2 separate regions of the Homo sapiens genome follow, and region 1 is linked to region 2. The links are chromatin loops, found by intact Hi-C in ENCODE. Cell type or tissue: endothelial cell of umbilical vein. All regions are shown on one strand. Links, peaks and the distances in the headings refer to the core of each region. The heading gives the core; the rest is flanking DNA. Region 1 overlaps RPTOR (regulatory associated protein of MTOR complex 1). Region 2 holds the start of LOC124904075.

Region 1 (5,365 bases), core at 211-5,210, 100 kb after region 2:
CCAGAGTGGCCGCACCATTCTGCATTCCCAGCAGCTGTGATGTGAGTTCTCAACACTGCGTTTGGTCAGTCTTTAAATGTCATCCGTTCTAATAGGGACAGTGCTGTCTCACTGTGTTTTAATTTGCATTACCTAATGGCTAATGATTTCCAGGATCTTTTCATAAGCATATTTGCCATCCCTAAATCCTCTTTGGTGAAGTGTCTCTTCATGTCTTTGGTCTATTTTCTAATTTTCTTTTCCCCCTTATTTTTGAGTTTTGAGATATCTTTATACATTCTGGATACATGTGTTCTTTGTCAGATATGTGACTTGCAAATATTTTCTCCGAGTCTATAGCTTGTCTTTTCATATCAGCGTGTCTTTCAGAGAGTAAACATTTTACATTTGGATGAAGTCCAATTTACCAATTTTTTTTCTTTTGTGAATCATGCTTAGGATGTCATGTTGCTGTGCACATTTTAAGTTTTGGAAAGAAACAGGGAGGCAGCTGGTTGTTCTGACACCAAAATCTTGTTCAAGGGAAAACCTCCGTGTGTTGGGCAGACGACAGTGGGGCTGTCCTGAGACCTGAGCTCTAGGCCAGCCCTGCCCGAACCAGGCAGAAAAGGCCACCCAGGAGCTGAAGTGAACTAAATACCAGGTTCTCTCTCAGTAAAATAAGGTAGTTTGACTCAATAACCTAAAACAAATTTTTGTTGTCATCACTAGGTGATTTTTAACAGACCTTTTTGCTCTAGAGATGTGGAGCTTGTGGCGCTGTCTGAGCTCATGTGGCTCAACACGCGCTGGCAGGGCTCTGTCCGGAGTAGCCACAGACACAGGTGACCGGGGGGCTCTGTCCGGAGTAGCCACAGACACAGGTGACCAGGGGGGATGGGACAGCACACAGCAGCCATCCAGGATGGAGACGAGACACTGTCCCACACGGAGATGGAGGCGTGGGTAAGGCTTGGGCTCCTGCTACCAGGCGGAGGAGAAAGGATACTGCGGCCCTCCCACCTCCAGAGGAAACCATGGAAATAGCCACAGGGAGGCACGACAAACAGAAAACACCAAGACAGTTTTCACCCAAGAGCTGCCTGAATAAGCCAACCCAGCAAGGATAAAATATAACTGCTGAAATATTAATGGATATGGTTTATTTAAGAAATTAGATATATAATATATATACACAGGTTAAGTGTCCCTTTATCTGAAATGCTTGGAACCGGAAGCGTTTCGGATTTCGAATTTGTTCAGATTTTGGAATATCTGCATTATACTTACCAGTTAAGTTTTTTGGATTTATCACTAATCCGAAAACATGAAGTCCAAAATGCTCCAAAGAGCATTGTTTCTGAGTAGCACATCAGTGCTCAAAAAGTTTCCGATTTTGGCCTGGCACGGCCAGAATCACTCACGCCTGTAATCCCGGCGCTTTGAGAAGCGGAGGTGGGAGGATCGCTTGAGGCCAGGCGTTCAAGACCAGCCTGGCCAATACAGCAAGATGCCCTATTTTTTTTTAATTCATTAAAAATTTTTTTACAGTTTGATGCATTCCTGATTTTGGATTTTTAGATTTGGGATACGCATCCGGTGTGTGTGTGGGGAGGGCGCAGGGGTGGCGGGGGCAATATATACGTTACAGGTAATAGAGAGCTCTAAAACTCAGAAAACAGAGGGGGAAATAAAAGCCCCAAAGAAAGCGCACAGCAATACCAGTAAACAGATCTCAAGAACAGCTTCGCAAAACTGCAGTCTCGTCAGGGAACCAAACCAACCAGAAGGGGAGGGGAGCACAGATCATCTAGTCCCATTTTTTTTTTAAAGTTATTTTCCACGTGATGCTTCTGAGAGCCTCCACTATCTGTTTAGCCTTTGGAAACAGTCTTCTAAGTCACAGCTTGCACTGTTTGGAAAGCCTCTGGGCACTGAGCTCTGTTAGGTACCCATGCTGAGGACTGCTCACTTAGCACATCTGGTAGACCACTCCACATCAGGACCAGTGTCGCTTCCCCGGCCTTCCTGTTGGCCACACAGCCACCTTCCACGGTGGGAGTGAACCACGACGGAGCTCACCGTGCCCTCATGAACGTTTACACATAATATTCTTGCATTTTTCCCCTGATACACAAGGCAAGCACGTTTTTACAAGAGAAACTTGGAAGTGGGGTTGCTTTTCCTGCCTAATTTAGTAAATTCAGGCCCTAATATTAAGATATAACTTTGTATATTAAGATGTAGAAAACAATTATCTTGCATGTTAATTCTAGAAGAAATGGGGTTCTGAGCCAAAGGGTTTAAAATAACTCCAAAGTTCTTCCATACTGCCTGGATGACTCAGGATGAGTCACGATGAATCCGGTGCACAAACAAACAGAACAAGGCAGTGCAGGCCACGCTCCGGGTCCTGAAACACCACTTCAGATCCAAAAAGATCACGCGAGGGACAGACGGGTTGGCCAATGGGACTGGAAGGATTATGGGAGGCAAGTGCCATTGACTCTTCATAGGCCTGACTAAATCCCGTCACTTCATCGCTCAGGTTCTGAAATCAGTTTGCCCTGAGATAGTAAAATGGAAACTGGATGGCGACAGGGGGGGAGGGGATGGAAAGTTACAGAATATTAAAGGGACAGTTTCAGAAAATAAGGTAAGAGCTAGCTATGATCTAGCTATCATTTCAGTGGCAGCAGAAATGATTTGTATGCGAAGTGGTATGTTCTTGCTTTGGCTTAAAGTCTGGAGACTTTTTAAATGTTCAAAGGAATTCAGCTTTTTATTATTTTTCTTTTCATATGGCCCATGTTTGGTTATCTCCTGCACTAAGCCCCAGTGTGACAATCACAAACACAGCCTTAATCAGAGAACAAAAGAACACAGCCACATGAAAGGGAACATGCCATGTTGATAGAAAGTACTTCTGAGAAGCAAGAGCCTTCAAAAAGGAAAAGAAACTCATCAGATCCAGAGAGCCACAAGAGCTTAAAAATCCTACTTACTTTTCTATCAAATCCAGTGTGACGCCAGGCACCAGACTGACACATTTCTGCATGCAAAACCTGCAGAGAAAGAAAAGAATGTGAACGGCATGAATGGAACAGTCACCCAGGAAATTCAACAGGCCTGCAGAAAAAGGGAAGAGTTAAAGGTGGGGACAGGGACTACCACGGTGAACAAGTACACTCAGATTTCCTTAATTCGGCAGCTTTTAGATTTGTAAAGAAAATCTCATTGCCATTCTGTCAAGGCGTGAGACTACAGAGCTGCCACAGTGAGTTGTCAGGAGAAAGGAGAGAAGCCGTTTGCAGCCACATGAAGCCCGGTCCCTGGAGAGGAGCGCCGAGATGCTTAATAAAGCTCAGTCTCCAAACGAGATGCTGGAGTGGACTGGACCTGCCACTTCTTTCCTTCTTAAGGAAGTGAGCTGGGGAGACTGCTGGAGTAGAATAAATGAGTAGCCTCAAGACACACAAAAGAAATGCAAATTCAATTATATCATGTTCATAATCATAAAATCCTACAGGTCAGAGCTGGGTTCATGTCTGACGCAGGTCCATCCTTAGGAGCGCGTGTGGAGCCGGACAGGCTTTCTCTAACGTGGCGCCAACAGGAGGTAGGAAAGCATCTCTCCTCCCATCCGGGCTACTGGCATACAGTGGGCAGAATCGAGGCAGCAGAGTAAAAAGGCAATGCAGTATTTTTAGTAGGAGAAATGCAAAATGTTTAATTCACCTACTTTTAAAATTAAGAACAAATAACACCCCTTAAAAACATAATGGCAGGTGCAGAGCAAGTATGCACATCTCCAAAACACACTCGCGGACTGTTGGCTGGAAGTGAGTGATGGCAGAAGTGTTGGCTGGAAGTGAGTGATGGAGAAGGACAGTGGCCCAGGGGAGGGTGCAGTGCAAGGGTCAGGCACGTTCGGGGGAGACGTGGCAGTGACTCCTCTATGGGGGATGGTGGACCCAGGAGGGTACCCATAGCAGTGGGATAGGAAATGGGAGAAAAAGACACAGAGGAACTGAGAGATCCAGAACCAGGAAGACAACGAGCCAGAGGTGTGAAGACAGTCTCACTTTTGCAGCCCTGCAGGGCGAGGGGAGGCTGAGCTGGTCATCCTGGACCCCATGCATGGCTGCCAGCCACACTCACTCTCTCAAGAAGTGATACCTGGCTCAGCCAGCAGAGAGGAAGTTATATTCTTGGTTGTGGCTGCAGTAGTCAGTGTTTTATCGTTCAAAGAGCTGAGAAAATAAAAGTGAGGCCCACGTTTGCCTGAAGCTACAGAGCAGCCCTTTCCCACGGCATCAAGTGCCCCGTGTGGCCCCAGTGCTTCCCCGAGCCAGTCAGTGCCACTCTGAGTGGTCTCCTCTGCTGGCTTCACTTGCAGATGCTCTCCTCAGCCATGCCCAGACACCTCTGCACCAGCACAGACACATGCAGCTCCTACGGTGGTCCCAGGCAAACCAGAATTTCTCTGTGGATAAAAATGATCTACAGGAAATGCATTTTCAAATCTGAGTCCTATGCGAACCATGCTACTTTGTCTTTTTATCCATAATGTACTTACTGATTGGGATTTCTAGAGTCCAGTAATGACAGAATCACTTATATCAGACTCATCCTTTTGCCAATAATGATAAGCTCTGGACAAAATATTAAAAAGCCATTTGAAAATTCTGAACAACAAACAAATGCAGGCAGGAAGGCAGGAAATGGAAGGGCCGTGACCCTTAGAAAATGAGAGTAACTCTGCATGAATCACTTTCATCTGGCTTTTCCCAAGGGTGCTCCTCACTCACAAGTCATGTGGGGGTTAGCATGCGACTGAAAGGCAGCAGCCTTACTGGGTTGAGACCATGCTCAAGGCTGCCTGGATATTGCAGGCAAAAGCCCTAGGAAGAAGGGAGCCAAAACCCTCATGTAAACCTTCCCCGAGTCGGAGGCTGGCTCCTGAAGGGCACGCACACAGGATAATATTCCCAGGATCCCCGTGGAGGACAGCAGGAAGGTTGAAAACGCAGAGTAGAGATTTTGACATCTGCTTGCCACTGTGAAGACAGAGAAGATCAGGTCCTGCCAAACTACAGGGCTTGATCACATCTGAGGACATGGACACCCCAGAGGGATTATGAACCACACCTTAGAACTAAGATCAAAGCCAAAAGAGCCTAGTCCTATAACGAAGCCTCTACAAGATCAGTGTAATTGCCCAAAAGAAAATAACAGAATCTAGAATGTCTACAATGCCTCATCCACAACAGATAGTATACTATCTAAAATCAAGAGAAAAAAGTCAATAAAAACAGATTCATAGTTGGCCAGATATTGGAATTAGTACACAGAGACTTACACATTATAAAAATAATTATTGGCT
Region 2 (5,365 bases), core at 303-5,302:
GATGGGGGCTCTGAATGAGAGGGGAGCGGCCACCATATGCCGGAGAAGAGCTTCCCCACCGATGCCCAGGCTGGGGGCCGGGTAGGCTGGGGCCCAGCAGAGCTGGGTGCAGCGAGTGAGGGTGTGTTGGATGTGGGGCTCCATGGTGGCAGGGGCTGAATTCTGAGTTTGCTTATTAAGAAAAGGAACAAAAGGCAAGAAGAAACTAGAACCGGCCTCACTGTCCCCAGACAGGAGAATGGATAATGGAGTCACGGCAGATCGCGGAGGTGAAGGAACAAAACCTAGATGACCATCAAAGATACATATTGAAGTCAGAGCCAAAGAAACGGGCTTTGCGGGCCACGCATCGTGCGACGGCGCCAATAGGAGGTAAAGGCCTCTAAGTGGGCACCACGTGTGTGCCAGGGCTCATGGCCAGGGAGGGAAAGTGTAATGTCACCAGAGGGAATGGGACCGGGGTAGGGTCTGGGGCTCGACCTCTGTAATTCCTTAAGCTGGGAACACAACACACACACACACACACGCAGCGCTCTTATATAAGTCTCTGTAAATTTTTACATGGCTAAAATGCTCCTTAACATGAAAAAAATTCAAATGAAGCCGGTAAGCCACTCTGGATAGTCAGAACAAGAGGAGATGAGGCTCATTTGGTTAAGCCCTAAATCTGTTACCAGCAGTGTGAAGATGAACATAGCTACACAATAAGAAAACACGGTGAATTCCTGCTTCTCCTGTTTTACAACAGCAATCCTGGTGGTAGGACCCAGGCACACACCATTCATGGCAGAACAAGAGAAGAATCTGACCCTTCCGTCAGATTTCCATTTCCAGGCAGTGCTGCGTCAAGCTGCTGGGATGGAGGGAAAGTTGTGTGGAGATTCCGCAGGTGAGCAGGGCGGGGATGACAGCCCCCAGCCCGACCGCAGGGCCCTCCGCCTCTCACTGCGGACACTGTGTGGGGGCTGTCCTGGGCACCAGGGGATGTGAGCAGCTTCCTGGCCTCACCCACTGGGACAAGGAGCACCCCTACTGTACCCCAGTTGCTCGTGGGGGGCAAAACCACCCCCGGCTGAGAACCACCGTTCTGCATCACCAGGGTGTCCAGCACCATGAAGAACTCTCACCCGTCTATGGAACAAAGATGGAAGGTTCTGGCAGCCTTCCCACCCAGCCAAACTGGCCAGCTCCGATGGCTCCGGAGCAGCCTGTAAAATACTACCCCAACACAACAGTGATGTCAACTTTCCCGCTTGCCCCAGCAAAACGTTCTCCCTGCCTCGCAGTCCTGTTGACCTTTATTCTTTCTTTTGAACAGACAGTTTTGACACCCACTGACCTGATGCAGACACAGGTCTGTGCTGCTCTGTGTGGGGAGGAGACCCTCGGGGCCCCTCGGAAGCAGAAAGGGGCAGGCGGACTCACCGATGAGGGAGTTGAGGGAGGAGTAGGAGCTGGCGCGGCGCATCTTGTCGATGGTCTCGAAGGACAGGATATGCTCCTCATTCTCGGGGCTGCCCAGGGTGCTGCTGGCGCTGCTGCTGGTGCTGAGGTTTCCGGGGGAGAACGCCACCGCGCCACCAGCTGCCCGAGACGCAACGGGGTCAGTGGGGTGCTCCCGGGACCCTCCTTTTGGTCTTACAGTTAATGGCATGACTGAGATACATATTTTCTTCTAAATAAAGCTCAGCACACCCAGGCACAAACACACCCTGGTACACACACACCCTGGTGCGCACACACCCTGGCATGTACACACACCCGACATACACACACCCTCATACACACACACCCTGGCGCACACACCCTGGCGCGTACAGACACAACCTGGCGCGTATACACACCCAGTACACACACCCTGGCACACACACACCCTTGTACACACACACACACACCCTGGCATGCACACACCCTTGTGCACACACACCCAGCACACACACACCCTGGCGCACACACACCTGGCGCGCGCACACACCTGGCGCACACACACACCCGGCGCACACACACCCTGGTACACACGCACCCTGGCGCACACACCCTGGCACACACGCCCCGGCGCACACACAGGCACAGGCACTCACTGATCTCCCTGGGAGCCAAGCTCCCCACCCGCAGACCACAGGTTACTGGGAGACGGGGGCAGGGCACAGCCCTCCAAGGAGCCACCGCCTCAACTGCGGCTGCGCTTGAGCTCCCTGCCGCATTGGTAACGGGCCCGCTGGCTATTCTGGGGGCTGGCCTACGCCTCCTTGCCATGCTCACGTCTGGAAGGGTGACTCATCACCATGTTGGCAGATGGGACTTCAGGGCACGCACTTAGACGAAGGGGCAGGGGCAGAGTGGTGCTTACTCAGATACAGTGTTTCAGAAAAAACAACCCCAATCTCTCCCAATCCAATAACCCGATTTCCAGGATCTTACATTCCTCTGTCAAACTCAGGTTCTGCAAAGATTTGTTGAGGCTCCTGGCTGTGGCGACAGCACGGATGTTTCCATAGGAGCTCACAGAACGAAGTCTGGGGGTGCACGGGCTGTCTCGCACTGGGGTCAAACTCCCTCCCTCTGGGAAAGAAGGAGAAAGACAAATTACAATGGGCTTCCAGGTGGAGGCCAGCGTGTCTTCTGACACTCAGCAGCTGGGACACTCGGTGACGGCAGCTGCTACCTGTGCTGCAACAAATGTCAGAGCAGGGGCTGCACAGCTCAGGGAGACTCAGACGTGAGCGGAGGCTCTGCGGGATAGCACTGGACAAACAACAACCGCTTGTGGCTCTGTGCATATTAAATTACAAAAGACAACAGGGGAGAGGCTGGTGGCTGCGGCCTGTCCGAGTGCACACGAGGTGCATGGTGACGTGGGCCGTGAGCCGTGCTCCCCGGGAAGCCGCAGCAGAGCAATGACCGTCCACACTCAGTCTGGCTCACCCTTCTCCCCTCCTGGGCTTCCTAGAAGCAGTGAGGCCTCACTGCTGATGACAAGCCCCTGCACGGCAGAGACGGCTGTGTGGAAGCGGGAGGGGCTGCCGGCAGCGATGAGATAGGAACTGTACTCTCCAGTCAAAACGACACGTGTGAGAAAGCACGCCTGACATGACTCACCGAGCCACGGAGCCAAGAGCAGTGTGATGAAATTACTCATCGCAGGAAGACGGCCCCTGCGCTTTTCCGCAAGCTCCTACTGCAGAAGTTTTGTCATACTTCAAGGTCTCTGTGAGTTTAATTTCCAAAAAGGGTAAAAAGAAAGGAAAAATGTAAGAGGGTCAGTGTGGCCCTCTTTCCTGCCCTTTTAAATCTGGCAGGTGCCTAAAAAGATGAGAAAAACAGGGACCCCTTGCGGCAGGTATCTGAGAAACCTGCGCTTAGACTCTGCGAGGGTGAGCAAGACTGGGCCGCGGCCTGCACTAGAACCGCCAGGCGAGGTGCTCTGCGGGTTCACAGGAGAAGACGCCATACCTGTGGTTGCTGGAGAAGGCAAGGCGTAGTTCTTTTCCTCTTCTATGAACTGCAGGGCCACGGTGCAGAAATTGCTTTCATACTGAACCACAAGATGACTCAGAGCCACCACCAGCTCCTGCCGAGAGGGAGAAGGGACAATAACAGTCACTGGGGCTGGAAAATGATTGTGGAGCAGCAGTGAGACTTGAGTCACCAACAGAAAAAAGAAAGGTTAAGACAAAACCGTGCAATTGGCATCAGAAACAGGGACCATCCCTTTTCGAACCGTCAGAGCAGAGGCCTTGGAATAGCAGAGTGCTGGGAGACGGCAGGCCACTGGCTCACGGGGGAAGCCCAGAATGCCTGCCAGAATCCTCCCCACTGCTAGAGGCGCACGACGCATCGGGGGTCTCGTAAGGACACGGTGAGTCACAGGACTCCAGAGAGGGAAAGGTAGGAGGCCTCACAGCCTCTCGCTTACGGTGACCACTGGGACCCTGGCTGAAAACGCCGCTCTAGATCACACCCGATGGCTGGCGGCCTTTCTGAATCTGAGCGCCCCAGGGCCGAGTGCAGCGGACAAGCCGAAGCCTGCTCTTTTCAACACATGTGAAACTTTCATTGGTAGATGTTTCTAGTCCCTAAGAGGGAACGGGAAAAGTTGTAGAACTAAAACATCATCTTTAGGACCAAATGCCTTGGTCCAAGGGAACAGACACAATTTGCCTCTCTTTTAGGACAGTTCAGTGCTGTGACAGGAACAGCTGGAGATCCTAGAAGTCACTGGGGAACAGAAGGGGGATGTAGGTTTAAAAAGCGGAAAGAACGTTTTTTTCCCTACGACAACTTTTTCTGCCTTTTTTTTTTCTGAAAAGAAAAAATACGGATTCTTAGCAGAAAGCCAAGCGCTGTGAGAGGACCCCTTGCTAGTCGCGTGACGCCCCTGTCTCCACAGCGGCTGGATGAGCAGGCTCTGGATGGGCGCCCACCAGGGACCAGGGTCTTCTCGTGGCCACCCCACTCTCCGTCTACGCACTCTCTGTACACGCACTTTCCCACCCCAGCCTTACATGCCCCGGGCTTCCTCCTATCATGCTTTGTGGTTTCCCTGATGCCGGCCCCTCACTCTCCTAGGTCCAGGCTGGCTGTCCAGCTGCCGGCTCTTCACCTGCACCCCAAACTCTCCCTGCCCTATGAACTGCGGGCACCGTCTACTTTCCCTTCAGCCTGCAGCGCCCTCTTGATTTGCGCCGATGGAACTGCAAGTCTCTCACTGCTCAGAATGGAGCCCTGGCATCACCCTCCACCCGCCCCTCCCACCCTGCTGGGCACCAAGGGCCATGGCCCAGTGTGCGTCTTCACGGCCATGGCCCACGCCCCGGTTCTGGCGCTCGTCTCCAACTGCCTAAGTCACTGTCCCAGGCTCCCCTGGCAAACCACAGAACCCCCGCTGCCTTCCCTGTGCAAGAGGAGTGAGGCACTGCCGAGACGGGGCCTCCGACAAAGCGAACACCCACTGGGCCCCTTCCAGGGAAGATCAAGGCTGCACCTGTCTTCAGAAAGCACCGATTTTTTTCCCTTTCCTTCTGACATCAGGTGAGAAAAGCCAGAGCTGGGAGCTGGCATGGATTAACGTGCACCGAGGTGGTGGGCCCTTCGATTCAGGGGAGGCCAACAGGGGCCACGTCTGTTATTCAAGGGGAATGTCCAGAGAGCACTCACTCCCGAACACACATCCTGCTGCGCACGGGGCCTCCCTCGGGGGCCGCACATCCCTCACTCCTGAACACACATCCTGCTGCATACAGGGGCCTCCCTCACTCCCGAACACACATCCTGCTGCGTACGGGGGCCTCCCTCGGAGGCCGCACATCCTGCTGTGTACGGGGGCCTCCCTCGGAGGCCGCACATCCTGCTGCGTACGGGGGCC

What was found. A loop is a pair of places that touch in the nucleus more often than their neighbours do. Peaks named below come from ENCODE experiments on the same cell type or tissue, not always from the same donor. Only the 100,000 strongest peaks of a DNase experiment are listed, where the experiment ranks them.
Region 1: a loop joins it to region 2, with 9 times the contacts of the local background. A loop is called at or near these places in 4 of 110 quality-filtered maps.

Annotation. Positions count from the first base shown.
Region 1 is chr17:80,789,129-80,794,493 of GRCh38, reverse strand. It overlaps RPTOR (regulatory associated protein of MTOR complex 1), which reads right to left. Exons shown (of 34, transcript NM_020761.3): 7 at 2,985-3,044. Among named protein-coding and RNA genes, the nearest start is that of CHMP6, 200 kb to the left of the region's middle. RefSeq lists a silencer at 4,159-4,238. In endothelial cell of umbilical vein, for the core only: no CTCF peak of the experiment used is centred there; DNase peaks (open chromatin) are centred at 413, 2,353, 4,323 and 4,743; H3K27ac peaks cover 4,794 bases.
Region 2 is chr17:80,889,926-80,895,290 of GRCh38, reverse strand. RPTOR (regulatory associated protein of MTOR complex 1) reads right to left here. Exons shown (of 34, transcript NM_020761.3): 18 at 3,454-3,571; 19 at 2,422-2,562; 20 at 1,426-1,584. LOC124904075 reads left to right here and starts at 3,120. Exons shown (of 2, transcript XM_047437253.1): 1 at 3,120-5,031. The coding sequence starts at 4,547. In endothelial cell of umbilical vein, for the core only: no CTCF peak of the experiment used is centred there; DNase peaks (open chromatin) are centred at 3,080 and 3,600; H3K27ac peaks cover 2,814 bases.